2 separate regions of the Homo sapiens genome follow, and region 1 is linked to region 2. A link is an interaction called in ENCODE POLR2A ChIA-PET data of the cell type or tissue named here. Cell type or tissue: IMR-90. All regions are shown on one strand. Each heading gives the region's core, and the rest is flanking DNA. Links, peaks and the distances in the headings are about the cores only.

Region 1 (9,375 bases), core at 1,007-9,006, 110 kb after region 2:
TCTTTAAACAGCAACTGGAGAATTCCTTCTAAAAAGATGCTACTCAAAGCACAGTCCATGAGCTGATGATGGTTCAGGGACTGTTACTGGTCTAAGAGGAGATGACATAAATTAAGAATAACTGTTTAGGGCTGGGCGCAGTGGCTCACGCCTGTAATCCCAGCACTTTGGGAGGCTGAGGTGGGCGGATCACGAGGTCAAGAGATCGAGACCATCCTGGCCAACATGGTGAAACCCCGTCTCTACTAAAAATACAAAAATTAGCAGGGCGTGGTGGCACGCACCTGTAGTCCCAGCTACTTGGGAGCCTGAGGCAGGAGAATTGCTTGAATCCGGGAGGCAGAGGTCGCAGTGAGCAGAGATCACGCCACTGCACTCCAGCCTGCCAACAGAGTGAGACTCTGTCTCAAAAAAAAAAAAAAAAGAATACCTGTTTAGAACCACTTATAGCAATTTGACATGCTGTGACATCTAAGCACGTGATCACTTTTCTGGTAATTCATTTTTACTATATTTTACAAAAATTCTGGTCTGCAATATATTAGAAATAAAACAACTGGTCTTCTGTGATCGTTTTGGAAACACTGGTCTAAACACCAATTGAAAACCACCTCTCCCTTGCTTTAAAGCCCAATAATGGCTTCCCATTGAACTTAGAGTAACGAAAATTCTTACCCTCGCCCTACCAGCCTCATCGATGCCTGCCTACTCCGTTTCCTGCAACTCTCCTTCATGTCCTCCAGCCACATGGGCCTCTTCCCTCACGGTGGCCTCAGGGCCTTTGCACTGGCTGTCCCTCTGCCTGAAGTACTCTATCCTCATCACTCTCTAACACATTGGCCTGTTTTATTCACTGACAGCACTTATCCCTATCTGGAATTCTTGATCATTTTGACTGATATTCTTGATAATTTCATTTGTTTCCTGTCTCTCCTCATCAAGTGTGAGCTCCACATGGGTGGGAACTGTGTCTGCTGTGTTCCCCACCATGTCCCTGCCTCTGGAATAGCCCATGGCATGTCACTGCAAATGGGACATCCTCTCCCGCACCTGTCCAATTCTACCACTCCTCCAGGAAAGCCTTATTTTCCCAGCCCACACCATCTCTGCCTCATCTGACACCTGTTCAACAAAAAGAAATCTACCCCAGCAATTCCTTTTCTCTTATGATATCACTTTCATATAGTTTATGTGGACACTACACTATATACTCTTTCAGGCTGGGCGCGGTGGCTCACGCCTATAATCCCAGCACTTTGGGAGGCTGAGGCGGGCAGATCACGAGGTCAGGAGTTTGAGACAGCCTGGCCAACATAGTGAAACCCCGTCTCTACTAAAAGGACAAAAAATTAGCCGGACGTGGTGGTGGGCACCTGTAATCCCAGCTACTCGGGAGGCTAAGGCAGGAGAATCGCTTGAACCCAGGAGACGGAGGATGCAGTGAGCTGAGATCGTGCCATTGCACTCCAGCCTGGGCAACAGAGTGAGACTCCATCTCAAGAAAAAAAAAAAAAAAGACTATATACTCTTTCAATATAAAAAACATGCATCTGACATGCTGCTTCTTTATCTTCCCAGTTCTTGCCAGACCTTGCACACTGCTGTAAAGTAGACAATTCAATAATGGCTATGTGATCGTTCCCTTATTTCATTATTATCTTATTCTTTAGTCTTTAATAGTGCTCCTCAATATTCTAATAACCTGAGAGCAGCAATTTAAGTCACAAAAATTGCCATTCTGGTATCTAAAGCCTTAGTGATTGATTCAGTTTTCACTAAAGAAGCATCATCATCAATAACCGTAAATAATTAGGTGCCTCTGTTCATTTAAGGCACTGAGCTGGGCCCAGAAATAGAGACCCAGGGCAGCAACAGAGCTTAATGCTTAGGATTTCAGAGTCAGGCTTGAGTTCAAATCCCAGTTCTGCCATTTATTAACAGCTTAATTTTGGATTATTACTTAATCCTTCAAGACTCAATTTCCTCATCTGTAAAATGGGAATAATAAATAGTGCCAACCACACAGGGTTGTCATGAGGCGGTATGGGTGGTGGTTAAGAACATGCACTCTAGGATCAGGTTATCTAGGTTCAGCCCCAGTTCTACCACTTACTAGGTATATAACCTTGGACAAGCAACTTATCTCCCCATGCCTCAATGTCCTCATGTTTCAAATGAGGATAATAACAGTATCTGGGCCAGGTACAGTGGCTCACGCTTGTAATCCCAGCACTTTGAGAGGCCAAGGCGGGCAGATCACGAGGTCAAGAGATCGAGACCATCCTGGCCAACATGGTGAAACCTGTCTCTACTAAAAATACAAAACTTAGCCAGGCGCGGTGGCTCACGCCTGTAATCCCAGCACTTTGGGAGGCCAAGGTGGGCGGATCACCTGAGGTCGGGAGTTCAAGACCAGCCTGACCAACATGGAAAAACCCCATCTCTACTAAAAATACAAAATTAGCTGGGGTGGTGGCGCATGCCTGTAATCCCAGCTACTTGGGAGGCTAAGGCAGGAGAATCGCTTGAACCCGGGAGGCGGAGGTTGTGGTGAGCCGAGATCATGCCATTGCACTCCAGCCTGGGCAAAAAGAGCAAAACTCCATCTCAAAAAAAAAAAAAAAAAAACTTAGCTGGGCATGGTGGCGTGCTCCTGTAGTCCCACCTACTTGGGAGGCTGAGGCAGGAGAACTGCTTGAACCCAGGAGGCGGAAGTTGCAGTGAGCAGAAATCACACCACTGCACTCCAGCCTGGCGACAGAGTGAGACTCCATCTTAAAAAAATAAAAAATAACCGTATCTGCCTGACAGGGTTGTTGGAAGGTTAAAATGAGTTAATTCCTATAAAGTATTAAGAACAGTGCCTGGCCATATGGGTACCATTCATGAACTGTTAGCTATTATCATTATCATTATATTTCATCAATTCTAGGACAGGCTTTTTTTTCAAATTTTACCAACTCTAAAATCAGGATGCATATTTCAATATTTACTACCCTACAAGCACTGTTGGCCATTCTCCTTACATTTTAACATCTCTGAACCTAGGATGCTCCATGTTGCTCACAGCATCTCAGAGTTGGTGCACTGAACACACTGCCTGGCCTATGGAAGACAATATTTATATAATGAATGGAGGTCTACTGCGAGGTCTGTTTTCTACAATCGCTGTAGACAGATATTGAAAGAAATAGATTCAATTTCTTCAATTATACAATTCCTCTACTACTGAAAATAAATATAAATGTATCCTAAAAATACATATATTCTAAGGCTGGGCGCAGTGGCTCACTCCTATAATCCCAGCACTTTGGGAGGCCGAGAAAGGCGGATCACGAGGTCAAGGAGATTGAGACCATCCTGGCTAACAAGGTGAAACCCCGTCTCTACTAAAAATACAAAACAATTGGCTGGGCGCGGTGGCTCATGCCTGTAATCCTAGCACTTTGGGAGGCCGAGACAGGCAGATCACGACGTCAAGAGATCAAGGCCATCCTGGCCAACATGGTGAAACCCTGTCAGTACTAAAAATACAAAAAAATAGCTGGGCGTGGTGGCATGCACCTGCAGTCCCAGCTACTCAGGAGGCACAAGCAGGAGAATCGCTTGCACCTGGGAGGCAGAGGTTGCAGTGAGCTGATTGCACCATTGCACTCCAGCCTGGCAACAGAGCGAGACTCTGCCTACAAAAAAAAAAAAAAATTAGCCAAGTGTGGTAGCACATGCCTGTAGTCCCAGCTACTTGGGAGGCTGAGGCAGTAGAATCTCTTGAACCTGGGAGGCAGAGGTTGCAGTGAGCTGAGATCGCGCCACGTCTCAAAAAAAAAAAAAAAAAAAAAAAAAAAAAAAAAATATATATATATATATATATATATATATATATATATATATTCTAAACAAAGCTTTCTCAAGCGTCTAAACACACAGCAACTTGCCAAAAATTCTCCCTTCTTGTTGACTTTTATTTTTTTTTTATTTTCTGTTGAGATGGAGTCTCACTGCGATGTCCAGGCTGGAGTGCAGTGGCACGATCTCAGCTCACTGCAACTTCTGCCTCCCAGGTTCAAGCGATTCTCCTGCCTCAGCCTCCCAAGTAGTTTGGACTACAGACACATGCCACCACGCCCGGCTAATTTGTTTTGTATTTTTAGCAGAGACAAGGTTTTGCCATATTGGCCAGGTTGGTCTTGAACTCCTGACCTCAAGTGATCCACCTGCCTCAGCCTCCCAAAGTGCTGGGATTACAGGCATAAGCCACCACGCCCGGCCTTTTTTATTTTTTATTATTTTTTTTGAGACGGAGTCTCGCTCTGTCACCCAGGCTGGAGTGCAGTGGCATGATCTTGGCTCGCTGCAAGCTCCACCTCCTGTTACACCATTCTCCTGCCTCAGCCTCCCGAGTAGCTGGGACTACAGGCGCCCGCCACCACGCCCGGCTAATTTTTTTGTATTTTTAATAGAGACGAGGTTTCACTGTGTTAGCCAGGATGGTCTCAATCTCCTGACCTCGTGATCCGCCTGCCTCAGCCTCCCAAAGTGCTGAGATTACAGGCGTGAGCCACCGCGCCCAGCCCCTGGCCTTTATTTTTATTTTTTGAGACAGAGTCTCGCTCTGTCGCCCAGGCTGGAGTGCAGTGGAACAATCTCAGCTCACTGCAACCCCCGCCTCCTAGGTTCAATCGATTTTCCTGCCTCAGCTTCCTGAGTAGGTGGGACTACAGGCATACACCACCATGCCCGGCTAATTTTTTTGTGTGTATTTTTTAGTAGAGACAGGGTTTCACCTTGTTAGTCAGGCTGGTCTTGAACTCCTGACCTCAACTGATCCACCCGCACTGGCGTCCCTCCTAAAGTGCTAGGATTATAGGCATGAGCCACTGCACCCAGCTTTATATACATCAACTTTTATGGATGTAGAAAAACTTGGCTACTTATGCTATTTGTTTTGTTAGTAATTTACTATCACACACATATTTTAAGTCACATATAAAATAAATATTGATATAATGCTTTTTCCACTATCCAACTTCATAAAAACAATTTTATTTGAACTCTTCATATATATCTTCAACATCAGTGTCTTCTTCCATCACAAAAATAGTTTATCAATCTAAAAATTTTCCATAGCACATCATCTTCAGTTTGGCTCAAATTGTAAGATAATACACCATCTAAATCATCTATGATGCTGTCACTAAAATTCTTTTCCAAGTCATAAGTAGTCACTCATGTGACAGTAGGACAGTTGTTTTTTATCTGTCCTCTAGGTATAATGTGATTTGTAAAATGTAACACTTGCTATGTTGCTTTCTTAGTGAGATATACAAGGTTCATTTGTTCTGACATCTAACACAACCATTAGTCAGACCCCCAGGAACAATTGGCTCAGTGTGGGCCAGCCTCTCCTTTTCTCCTGTTCCCCTCAGGCAACCTCTATAAGTATCTCAAACCAGCCCTGACTGAGGTCACCTCAGGCAAACATGCTCTCTTAAACAGTGCTTTATTGTTCAGAAAAAAGGAAATGAACGAGCATCCTGGAAAATGGTAGGAGCTTCCCTCACATGCAGGGCAGTATTTTGGAGGGAAAGCTCTGCCTTAAGAGGCATGGAACAGAATGTCGAGCAACAGCAGATCTGGGGAGCAGAGAGGCCCCTGAGCCAGCGGGCCTGCACACACATGCCCACGGCGGGGCTGGCTGCAGGCGCTCTGCAGCAGAGCTGCCCCTGCTGCCTCCCGCCACTCTCCCCCAGATCACATGGGCACCCAGAGGGCCTGGGGCTTCCTTTCTTGTTTGCAGCCATGTTCTGAGTAGATGAGCAGTCAGAAAAATGCCTCCTGGTGAATGAAGTGACCCTGTACTGTGTATTATATATAACTACAGCACTATGGTGACTAATGATGTTGAGAATAACTAAGCATATATGAATTACAAGCCTTAAAAGAGGATCTTAGGTTAGCTTTCAAATTATTCTACGTACCTCGTATTAGCTCATAAATATTCATGTCCATAAGTTCACATATTAGTGCAAGAGAACCAGATTTTCTGTCACTGAAGAAGAAAGCAAGTTTTTAAAATAAATTTTCTGGCCTTAATCAGAAAATATAATCCAATATTTAATTCATTTGTAAACATTTCTAGTAAACATTAGGTACTCCCACATCAAATACTACAGTGTAATTGCTGAAACAGTAAAGGTTTTGATTTTAAATCAGTATTTCAGATAAAATTAACTAAAAATACTAGCAAAACCCAACTTTGAACAAAATTCTAGAAGTTGAAAACAGATATGTCTTGAAAATACATAATTAATTATCAGCAGAAAGAAGAAAAAGGTTGGGGAGTTGGGTAAGCAAAACAATAAAAGAGGCCAGGCGTGGTGGCTCACGCCTGTAATCCCAACACTTTGGGAGCCCGAGGTGGTCGATCACTTCAGGTTAGGAGTTTGAGACCAGCCTGGCCAACATGGTGAAACCCCATCTCTACTAAAAATACAAAAGCTGGGTGTGGTGGCGTGTGCCTGTAGTCCCAGCTGCTCGGGAGGCTGAAGGAGGAGAATAGCTTAAACCCGGGAGGCGGAGGTTGCAGTGAGCCGAGATCGTACCACTGTACTCCAGCCTGGGCAACAGAGTGAGACCCTGTCTCAAAAAAAAAAAAAAAAAAAAGAAAGAAAGAAAGAAAATTAATTCGTGCTCCATGACTGCAAATTTAATTTTAATTTAGCTAAATTCCTTCCATGTAATTGGGATAAATCACAATGGGAGAGTAAAAACCAAAAACCAGTCAGGGGAAAAAGAGAAAAACGAGTCACATCACAAGTGTGTGATATCAACGCTGACACAGAATAGGGACAGAGACTGCTGGCTGAGCCACCAACTTCTGAGTTCAAGCAGGCCCTTAAAGGGTTCCCAGAGTCCTGAGCAAGAGCCTGTATCATCCCAGACCCTACTCTGGGTGCCTCCAATCTGGCTGGAAGAGGTCTCGGTTGTTCCGAGGTCCATGTGAGATTCTGGACAGAGTACTTTGTAAAGTGCGTGGGAAGTGCACGACGTGCATGCAGTGTTGAGACTATTACATACAAACTGCACTCTCTGGACCTGGCCCAAATTGACTTCTAAGAACGCTACAGGACAGGAACCCACACAGTTATAACAAGACATTTCATTTTGAGTTTAAAACTGTTTCATTCTCTGATTAAAATCTACCAGACTTTAACTGGCAGTGAAGTTTAACTGGAGTTCCTTGGCCGATCTTACAGGCCAGGCTCCCTCCGGAGCCACAGCGAAGCTTCTACACTGAGGTGCACCCTCTCAGAGTGTCAGTGCCATTCTAGCCCACAGCAAAGAAGGTCCCAAAACCCTGTAGCCTGACTCCCTGGTTCAGTGAGGTCTGTAAGCACAGCACAGAGCTGTCAGGAAGAAGGCTTCCCAGGCTCAGGCAGGCACCGAGGGACAAGCTGTGCTCTGCCTTTTTGAATGATAGATAAGCCTTATGGAAACTATTCTATAATTAGAACAGAAATGAAAAATCCCCAGAAATGTTATCAATTACAGTAAGAAAGACTACAGGAGACTGTTCAGAAATGGCAACTGGCAGGGACAGAATGAGAATGTACAATCCCTGAAATAACACAAACAGTGCTTTCCCAGTAGGTCAAAATTCACACTCAAGACCTTAGCAGCCTAACTGAGCTCCAGGAGATGAACTGTTTGCATGACGGATGCTTTTATGATGTGGAGTCACCTAAATGAAGGCATTTCCACATTAATTAAGAATCAGATGCTGGCCGGGCACAGTGGCTCATGCCTGTAATCCCAGCATTTTGGGAGACCAAGGTGGGTGGATAACCTGAGGTCAGGAGTTTGAAACCAACCTGGCCAACATGGTGAAACCCCATCTCTACTAAAAATACAAAAATTAGCTGGGCGTGGTTGTGGGTGCCTGTGATCCCAGCTACTCGGGAGGCTGAGGCAGGAGATGGCTTGAACCAGGGAGGCGGAGTTTGTTGTGAGCCAAGATCACGCCGCTGCACTCCAGCCTGCATGACAGAGAGAGAGACTCCTTCTCAAAAAATAATAATAAAAAAAAGAATCAGATGCACATTTTTCCAAATAAAAATGTGATGTAAGATGAAGTAAAAATGGTTACTCTCTGAGCTACAAAGTAAATATTCAAAATGTCTACCATGGTTTTCTTTCTTAAAAAGAGATTATTTTCATCAAATTTAGATAACTTTTCAAGCTCCAAATATACTTACAAAACCACTTCATGCAACATAAGAATGTTTGGGTGCGGATTCAGGCGCCTCAGTGCTTGGATCTCTCGTAGGTTGTTGACTTGCTCAATACTATCGTGTAGGTAAAAATGGATAGCTCATTCACAGTTTAGGTCAACTTCAAAATTAGAGTTACTTATTATCCAGGATCACAATTTTAAAACTCACAAATATTTCAAGCAAGTTAATCAGGTTTTATTTCTCCCATTAGAAACTGAAGTTAAGCATACCTCATTGCTGCATTAAAAAATCAAGGTTCTTATAGCTAGAACATACGTTAAAATTTTTCCCATCTAAGATCCTGAAAGAATACTTGGTAGTTTATTTTACATATTAACAAACATAAAAGTAGACATTAAAACTTATGATTAATTAATAAGATTAATAATTAAGATTTAGTCTTCAGTTTATAGATACACTATCTGAAAATGAGCATTTCAAAGTTCCAAGAAAAGACCCACCCCTCCTTTTTTTTTTTGTTTTTGAGACAAAGCCTCACTGTCATCCAGGCTGGAGTGCAATGGTGCAATCATGTCTCACTGAAGCCTCAACCTTCCAGGCTCAGGTGATCCTCCCACCTTAGCCTCCTGAGTAGCTGGGACCACAGGTGCATCCCACTATGCCCTCTCAAACTCCCAGGCTCAAATGATCGGCCCGCCTCAGCCACCCAAAGTACTGTGATTACAAGCGTGAGCCACTGTGCCCGGCCTCTTTCTTATCTTTAATGATGCTATACTCTTTTTGATTTTTTGTTTTTTTGAAACGGAGTTTCTCTCTTGTTGCCCAGGCTGGAGTGCAATGGTGTGATCTTGGCTCACTGCAACCTCTGCCTCCCGGGTTCAAGCGATTCTCCTGCCTCAGCCTCCCAAGTAGGTGGGATTATAGGCACCCGCCACCATGCCTGGCTAATTTTTTTATTTTTAGTAGAGATGGAGTTCACCATGTTGGCCAGGCTGGTCTCAAACTCCTGACCTCAGGTGATCCACCCACCTTGGCCTCCCAAAGTGCGGGCATTACAGGTGTGAGCTACCACGCCCGGCCCTCTTTTCCATTTCATTCACTTGGTGACAAGCATTCTCTTGGCAGGTGTGCCTTATTGCAG
Region 2 (9,375 bases), core at 847-8,846:
TTTTTTTTTTTTTTTTTTTTTTGGTCCTTTGAGGCGTGTAAAATTTTACAATAATTATTTGGATTATTCAGAAGATCTAATTTAGATGAGTAAATTCAACTTAAGTCTGTGTGTAAAATGAGTAGAAAATAGGTCTTTTAAAGAACTTAACTCATTAATTACGTGCTACCATTCCTGAGAGGAAACATGGGGTCCTGGGGAAATGGAGTAGGTGAGGAAGTAGTCTAACGTTCATGCTGAGGAGTGCAATCTTGATCCTTTTAAAAGGTTTACAGGTCAGTGTCTGGAGCTAGAAGGAACTTTAGAGTTTGTTATTTCACCCTCCTCAGAGCGAACCAAGGCCAGAGAGGGGATGCAAACCTGTTAGAATTTTTTCTCATAGTAAGGAAAATGAAGCACAGCTGAGTCTAAACCAGCTTAGAAGAGACTGATCCACCTTTTTGATCACAGGGATATTATATACTCCGAGCACTTCAGAATCTACCCCGGCATTTTGCCATATATTATTTTATTAAATTCTTGAGGTAGATTAAAACATCTTTTCACAATCGAGGAAGTTTAGAGTGGGGTTTCTTGTGTGAGGAGATGTAGTTTTGCAAATTTATTTAAAGACAGTATTAACATTGATTTAATACTGACACTAATCATTTTACCAGATTTGAGTGACTACTGTGATAGTAATAATACCAGGCAAGGTGATGTGAGGTATTCAGAGCTAAATAAGACCCTGTCCCTCTCCCCAAAAGACTTTCAACTACTAGCTTTTAAACATCTTTTTTTTTTTTTTGAGACAAAGTCTAGCTCTGTCACCCAGGGTGGAGTGCAGTGGCACAATCTCGGCTCACTGCAACCTCTGCCTCCTAGGTTCAAGCGATTCTCCTCCCTCAGCCTCCCGAGCAGCTGGGACTACAGGTGCGTACCACCACGCCCAGCTAATTTTTGTATTTTTGGTAGAGATGGGGTTTCATCATATTGGCCAGGCTGGTCTCGAACTCCTGACCTCGTGATCCACCCTCCTCGGCCTTCCAAAGTGCTGGGATTACAGGCGTGAGCCACTGCGCCCGGCCGTAAACATCTTTATTACATACTTTGTTCTCCTTTTTTAAAAAAAGAGATTGTGGTCGGGTGCAGTGGCTCATACCTGTAATCCCAGCACTTTGGGAGACTGAGGTGGGAGGATCGCTTGAGCCCAGGAGTTTGAGACCAGCCTGGATAATATATCAATACCCTGTGTCCACAAAAAAATAATAAAAAAAAAATTAGCTGGCCATGGTGGTATGTGCCTGTAGTCACAGCTACTTGGGAAGCGAGGAGGGCTCTTGAGCCGAAGAGTTAAGGTTACAGTGAGCTATGATTGTGCCACTGTACCCCAACCTGGGCAACAGAATGAGACCCTTTCTTTAAAACAACAAAAAAGGGGAGTGGGGCTATGCGCCATGGCTCACACCTGTAATCTCAGCGCTTTGGGAGGCCGAGGCAGGTAGATGACCTGAGGTCAGGAGTTTGAGACCAGCCTGGCCAACATGGTAAAACCCCATCTCTACTAAAAATACAAAATTAGCTGGGCGTGGTGGTGCTTGCCTATAGTCCCAGCTACTCGGGAGGCCGAGGCAGGAGAATCACTTGAACCCTGGAGTCGGAGGTTGCAGTGAGCCAAGATCATACCACCGCACTCCAGCCTGGGCGACAGAGCTAGACTCTGTCTCAAAAAAAAAAAAAAAAGATTGTTTTAGGATGTAGGATAAAAGATGCCAAAGGTAAGGTAGCTGGGCTTATTGGACCAATCCTCTCATTTTATGGACATCTGTTTTTACATAAATATGAATGGCCTCCATTCAGATCTCAGCTTAACCATCACTTCCTCAGGAAATTTTTCTTTGAATCCCCATGGTGTATCAGTTTTACCCTATTACATGTTTTTTTGTTTTGTTTTTTTTTTTGTTTTTGAGACAGAATCTTGCTCTGTTGCCCAGGCTGGAGTGCAGTGATGTGATCTTGGCTCACTGCAACCTCTGCCGCCCGGGCCCAAGTGATTCTTGGGCTACTCCCGAGTAGCTGGGATTACAGGCATGTGCCACCATGCCCAGCTCATTTTTGTATTTTAATAGAGACGGGGTTTTGCCATGTTGGCCAGGCTGGTCTTGAACTCCTGGCCTCAAGTGATTCACCTGCCTCAGCCTCCCAAAGCACTGGGATTACAGGCTCTATGTTCTTAGAGCATCTTGTGCTTTGCCTTCCTAGCACTTTTCTGAATTTGTAATTCTGTGTGATGATCCAACTGTGCCTTCTATAAAACAAAGCTCCCTTAGAATAGGGACATTATCTTTCCTGCTCTCCATCTTCTCAATGCACAGTGCAGTGTCCAGTTTAGAGTTAGGCCCTTGCTGTGTACTTGTTGAGTGAATGACTGAGTAAAGCCATGTCTGTCTATACCAAACTTGAAAGAGATCTTTAGAAGATGAAAAACCTATTCAGTTTTGGGCCCAAAAGTAACTTGGGTATTTTTTAATAGCTCATATCTTTTAAAAGACATTTAAAAATATTGCTAGTAGGTAAAAAATTTAACCTTCTTAAAATAGGGAAATCGTGTAAGAGACAATGAAGTAATAGTAAACAAATGACACAGATTACTTTTGATCTACTTCTGTCAAACCATGTCACCTACAAGATCCATGTACAACTTTTAAAAACTGTTCTCAGGCCAGGAGTGGTGGCTCATACCTATAATCCTAACACTTTTGGGAGGCCAAGGCGGGAGGATTGCAGGGGTCCAGCCTGGGCAACACAGTGAAACCTCGTGTGGGTTCGAGACCAGCCTGGACAACATAGTGAAACCCTGTCTCTACAAGGGTGGGCGTGGTGTCATGTGCCTCTAGTCCCACCTACTTGGAAGGCTGAGGTAGAAGGGTCACTTGAACTGGGGAGGTTGAGGCTGCAGTGAGCTGTAATCGTGCCACTGCACTCCAGCCCGGGCAAGAGAGTGAGAGCCTGTTTCAAAAAAACAAAACAATCAATAATAAACAAAAACTATACTCAGAATTACTTAACATTCAAGCCAAAGAACCTTCCTACCTTCCCACATCTTAAGATTCCAGGTCACAAATGTACTGCCCAGAGAAGTTACTGAAGTGGTAACTACAGGAGGTAGGAAGTAGATTTAGAGGATTCTAAGGTTTTTCCATCTCTAAAGCTTATATGATTCTGTACTCAGTTGTTTTTTTTTTTTTTAAATGGAAATGGATTCATCATTCTATTGGGGAGGTATCTTCATCTCTTTGATTCATTGCCTACTTGATTTGGAATTGAGAGGGGTGGGGTGTTTGGGAAAGCAAGCTGAAAACATTGTGATTTCTAGGTATTTATGCTGGAAGAGTTTTTTTGTTTGTTTGTTTGTTTGTTTGTTTTTGAGACGAAGTCTTGCTCTGTCGCCCAGGCTGGAGTGCAGTGGCTTGATCTTGGCTCACTGTGACCTCTGGCACCCGGGTTTTAAGCGATTCTCCTGCCTCAGCCTCCGAAGTAGCTGGGATTACAGGCACTTGCCACCATGCCCAGCTAATTTTTGTATATTTAGTAGAGACAGGGTTTCAGCATCTTGGCCAGGCTGGTCTTGAACTCCTGACCTTGTGATCCACCCGTCTCGGCCTCTCAAAGTGCTGGGATTACAGGTGTGAATCACCATGCCCGGCTAGAAGAGCTTTATGTTCATGATGCTGAGATGAAGTTGGGGCCAGAAGAAGAGTCAGTTGATAAAAGCTAAAGTATTTTTAGATCCTGATTAAAGAAGAAGGTAATGGGTTGACTTGAGAGAGAATGAGCGTTCTGTTATGGGAATGCTCATATGGGAAATGTTCTGTCTCTTTGTCAAAAACTGCAGGACCACCTGTTGGTGACATTGGAGGAATTCCTGCTTTGTGTGGGAGGGTGAACTAGATGCCTTTAAAAAAAATTTCCCCCCCACAGACTTGTTTTAGATATTTTACTGCTTCAGAGAGGGTCATGTTCACACCATTCTCCCCTTTTGTAATTTTTCACACCTCCCTGGCTCCCCTTTTATAATTTAGAAAGAGGTTTAGAAGTCTGTAACTTTTTGTATTAGATTTACTTTGAGAAATCTTGTACTTAATTTAGTAGGTCACAGAGGGTTGCTGAATGACTGGAAACTTGTGTTTCTTTTCCATTAAGGGCTATTTGCTGACTTCTGAAATATTGATGATTTATTTGACTTTAGAATTTTGCATACTGAGGGGAAAGCATCTTAATGTATCATTTAAAGCAGGAGATACTTTCATACTATACCTGGGTTCTCTTGGCTTTGAAGAGGAGGGTGGTCATGAGATATTGAAAGATTGCATGGGTGGCTTGTAATCCCAGCACTTTGGGAGGCTGAGGCGGGTGGATCATCTGGGGTTAGGAGTTCAAGACCAGCCTGGCCAACACGGGGAAACCACATCTCTACTAAAAATACAAAAATTAGCCAAGTATGGTGGCGCATGCCTGTAATCCCAGCTACTCAGGAGGCAGGAGAATCACTTGAACCCAGGAGGTGGAGGTTGCAGTGAGCCAAGATCGTGCCAGTGCACTCCAGCCTGGGCAACAAAGCGAGACCTTCCCAAAAAAGGAGGACTTCATGGGTAGATATGAGCAATGGTGAGAAGCACCTGGAATATGTCATGGAAGTCCGTGAGATAGTCATGAATGCCATTCTTTCAGCAAATATTCATGGAGTATGCCTACCAGATATGAGGTACTGTTTTAGATGCTGGGTGTAGTCAGAGTCTCTGCCCTCAAGAAATGTGTCACTTATACGATATTTATTATCATTGACTTAATATAGTGACTTAAGGGTAAAGTGCTTTGATGGCAAACTTGAGCTTGAGCAAGCATCAAAACATGGTGGATTTTGTCACTGAGTGGTTTGGCTGTATGGCTAAAGAACCTTGTTTTATTTTATTTTAGTTTTAGTTTTAGTTTTGGAGACAGAGTCTCACTCTATTCCCCAGGCTGGAGTGCAATGGCATGATCTTGGTTCACTGCAACCTCTGCCTCCCGGGTTCAAGCCATTCGCAGGCCTCAGCCTCCCGAGTAACTGGGATTACAGGCACCTGCCACCACACCCAGCTAATTTTTGTCTTTTTAGTAGAGACGGGGTTTCCCCATGTTGGCCAGGCTGGCCTTGAACTCCTGACCTCAGGTGATCCACCTGCCTGGGCCTCCCAAAGTGCTGGGATTACAGGCGTGGGCTACTACGCCTGGCCAAGAACCTTGTTTTAAAAATAGGAAGATTTTTGTCGTCTGGAATTTAGTATCTCAGAGAATAATTCTGTTTGTTTCTCAGTGAGGTTAGTTTGTGCAGTAATATGAAATGTGATCTTGTTTGGTTATTCAGGAGAAGACCTTAAAAATAGAAGTAACCTTAATTGGTAGACATTTCTAATTGGTAGACTTCAGTTTTAATTTTCAGGACACTTGAAATTGACAGCATCAGTGACAAGTTACCTTGGCTCTTGCCCTTAATCCCAGTATTTTAGGAGACCGAGGCAGGAGGATTGGTTGAGCCCCAGGAGTTTGAGACCAGCCAGGGCAACATAGTGAGAGCTCATCTCTACAAGAAAAAATTAGCCAGGTGTGGTGGTGCACGCCTGTGGCCCCAGCTATTCAGGTGGCTTAGGTGGGAGAATTGCTGGAGCCTGGGAGGTTGAGGCTGCAGTGAGCGGAAATTGTGCCACTGGACTCCAGCCTGGGTGACAGAGCTGAGACTCTGTCTCAAAAAAAAAAAAAAATCATAATCCTCATTCATCAAGCATTTATTGATGACTGGTATATACAAGGCACTGCTGTCTATTGTGGCGGATGTGAAGTGTATTTAACACTCCTGTCTTTAAAGAGTTTGGCTTTGTGTGTGTGTGTGTGTGTGTGTGTGTGTGTGTGTGTGTTTGGAACAGGGTCTCACTGTGTCACCTAGGCTGGAGGGCAGTGGCACAATCATAGCTCACTGCAGCTTCAACCTCCTGGGCTCAAGTGATCCTCCCGCCTCAGCCTCCTGAGTAATTGGGACTACAGGCATGTGCCACTGTGCCTGGATAATTTTTAAAAAATTTTTTGTAGGCCAGGCGCGGTGGCTCACGCTTGTAATCCCTGCACTTTGGGAGGCCGAGGCGGGCGGATCACGAGGTCAGGAGTTTGAGACCGTCCTGGCTAACACAGCGACACCCCCTCTCTACTAAAAATACAAAAAAATTTAGCTGGGTGTGGTGGCGGGTGCCTGTAGTCGCAGCTACTCGGAAGGCTGAGGCAGGAGAATACTTGAACCCGGGAGGTGGCGCTTGCAGTGAGCTGAGATCGTGCCACTGCACTCCAGCCTGGGCGACAGAGTGAGACTCTCTCAAAACAAAACAAACAAACAAAAAATACATACATAAATACATTTTTTTCTTTTGTAGAGACTGGGTCTTGCTGTGTTGCCTAGTCTGACCTTGAACTCCTGGGCTCAAGTGATGCTTTTGCCTTGTGCTCCCAAAGTGCTGGGATTACAGATGTGAGCCATTGTTCCCGGCTGATTTTGTATTTATCATTATAATACAAAGTAGAGGATATGTGCTCTGCATGTGGCATAGCAATGTAAGTATCAAGTGGAATTAAGGAGTAAAGGTGAAGTGGAAAAGTATTTCTCTGCCTAGTAGAAGAATATTGCATTGGGTTTCAAATAGATAATTTGCCCTAAAATGTTGTGTGCAGATCATATTTTTTATAAATTTTTAAATTTGTTGCCTTGTATTTCTAATTTCAGAAATGCTTTATTTTTATTTCTGATTGAGCGTAAGATGTCCACTGCTCTTTTAGCATTTTTCTCAACTTTTCAGCTTCTCTGCCAGTTGGTAATTTGTAAATTGAGAAATATTTTGTGTCATCAATTCTATTTTATTTATTTATTTATTTGAGACGGAGTCTCACTCTGTCGCCCAGGCTGGAGTGCAGTGGCTCGATCTCAGCACACTGCAACCTCTGCCTCCTGGGTTCAAGCAGTTCTCTGCCTCAGACTCCAGAGTGGCTGGGACTGCAGGCACATGCCACCACGCCCGGCTAATTTTTGTATTTTTTAGTAGAGATGGGGTTTCACTGTATTGGCCAGGCTGGTCTCTTAACTCCTCACCTCGTGATCCACCCGCCTTGGCCTCCCAAAGTGCTGGGATTACAGGCATGAGCCACCGCACCCAGACGTCGATTCTATTTTGTAGTAGATTTTTAAAAAGTAGATATATTATTCTAAAAACATGCCAAATCAGTTTGTGTTACAGCTTATCTTGCTTTGTATCAATAGGAAAATAGCTTAAATATATAGGTTTTATAAGAAAGAAGCAAGAATCATTCATGAGGAAGGAATTTATAAGGATTTTATATTTACAAAGTAAGAATCAGGCCTGGCATAGGATTACATCACGCCTGTAATCCTAGCACGTTGGGAGGCTGAGGTGGGAGGATTTCTTGAGGCTAGGAGTTGGAAACAAGCCTGGACAACATAGTGAGACCCCATCTCTACAAAAATTAAAAATTAGCTGAGTGTGGTGGTGTGCGCCTGTAGTCCCAGCTACTCGGGGCCGAGGTAAGAGGATTGCTTGAGCCCAGGGTGGGGAGGTCGAGGCTGCACTGTGATTGAGCCACTGCACTCCAGCCTCAGCGACAGAATGAGACCATCTCAAAAAAAAGTAAGAATAATTCAGTAAGAGGGAATATTTTAACATCTTAGTTACCGCATTGTAGATTATTGCTCTGCCATGAAGCTGTTTTTTTCTTTAGTTGACTCACAGCCAGCTTACCCTTTTACTACCCTTTTTTGTTCTGCTACAGTAAAACTTGTACAGGTGCTCATTCTCTTTACTTACTTGGATCTCTGCTTTAGAGCTCTGTCTTGCCTTAATATTTCATTTAATAAATATTTGAGTAGTTTTTGTGTGAAAAGCAGTATGCCAGACTTTGGGAAATCAAAGAAGTATGAGGTATGGGCCCTGACCTTAAGAGTATCATCTAACCAAGGACGGACATGATATTCACACACTCATTCTAAGAGGACTTACTGAGTGCCTGCTCTATATTGTTAAGAATCTCTGCTGTCAAAGAGTTCACAGTCCAATGGAATAATCAAGGGCTTATTCATTCAACTAACATTTATTGGACCTGTGGATCCAAAGATAAATAAGACATAGTCCCTGGCCCAAAGTGCCTACAGTCTAGTGGTGAGACAGATAAGTAAACCAGCAATGATAAGGCAGCTGCTAAAAGGCATTCAGAACTGAACATTGCCTATTAATAGGTGCTGTGTACAGTTGGTGAGAGGATAAATGCATAACTCTTTAAAGTTTATAGCCTTTTTATTTTCTCTTCAAAACCATCCATTGGGGAATTTTTTTTTTTTTTTTTTTTTTTTTGTCATTGGAGAGATTGTAGTGTGTCCACGGATAATGAAGGGCTACAGTAGAGCCTGATGTTAAACCCAAGGCCTGTGCCTAGGCCTCTTACACGAGCTTTTCTGTCAAAAAACGAACTATGACTGATACTGATGTGATTCCTGAGAGTGGGAAATAGTAGGCTAAAAAGTAATTAGGAGGTGTTTTTTTGTTTTTGTTTTTGTTTTTGTTTTTTTGAGACAGGGTCTCACTTTGTAGCCCAGGCTGGAGTGCAGTGGCTCAATCATAGCTCACTGCAGCCTTGAACTCCTGGGCTGAAGCCATCCTCCCACCTTAGCCTCCCATGTAGCTGGGACTACAGGTGTGCACCACCACGCCTGGCTAATTTTTTTTTTGGTAGAGACGAGGTCTTGCTGTGTTGTCTGGGTTGGTCTTGCCTGGGTTCAAACGATCTTCCTTCCTTGGCCTCCCAAAATGTTGGGATTATAGGCATGAACCACCATGCTGGGCCAGGAAATATTTTATAGAAGAGATATGACATGGGTACTCTTTTCTTTTCCTTTTTCTTTTTTTTTTTAATGAAACAAGATTTCACTTTGTCACCTAGGCTGGAGTGCAGTGACACAATCATGGCTCACTGCAGCCTCAACCTTCTGGGCCCAAATAATCCTCCTGCCTCAGCCTTCCAAGTAGCTGAGTCTATAGGAGCATGCTACCACCCACACCCACCTGGCTAATTTTTACTTTTTTTGTTTTTGGACACAGGGTCGGTCTCGCTCTGTTGCCCAGGCTGGAGTGCACTGGCACGATCTCAACTCACTGCAACCTCCGCTTCCTGGGATCAAGGGGTCTTCCCACTTCAGCCTCCTGAGTATCTGGGACTATAGGCACCATGCCCGGCTAATTTCTGTATTTTTTTATAGAGACAGGGTTTCACCATGTTGCCCAGGCTGGTCTTGGACTCCTGACCTGA

The links. ChIA-PET counts read pairs that join two places held together with the same protein. Peaks named below come from ENCODE experiments on the same cell type or tissue, not always from the same donor. Only the 100,000 strongest peaks of a DNase experiment are listed, where the experiment ranks them.
Region 1: POLR2A ChIA-PET joins it to region 2 with 7 read pairs; 4 of 35 experiments call an interaction of 5 or more read pairs at or near these places.

Annotation. Positions count from the first base shown.
Region 1 is chr14:102,257,568-102,266,942 of GRCh38, forward strand. It overlaps MOK (MOK protein kinase), which reads right to left. Exons shown (of 12, transcript NM_014226.3): 3 at 8,256-8,345; 4 at 5,979-6,049. Among named protein-coding and RNA genes, the nearest start is that of MOK, 43 kb to the right of the region's middle. In IMR-90, for the core only: no CTCF peak of the experiment used is centred there; a DNase peak (open chromatin) is centred at 5,434; H3K27ac peaks cover 531 bases.
Region 2 is chr14:102,142,776-102,152,150 of GRCh38, forward strand. The region is part of intron 1 of WDR20 (WD repeat domain 20); the gene reads left to right. Among named protein-coding and RNA genes, the nearest start is that of WDR20, 7.6 kb to the left of the region's middle. In IMR-90, for the core only: no CTCF peak of the experiment used is centred there; no DNase peak of the experiment used is centred there.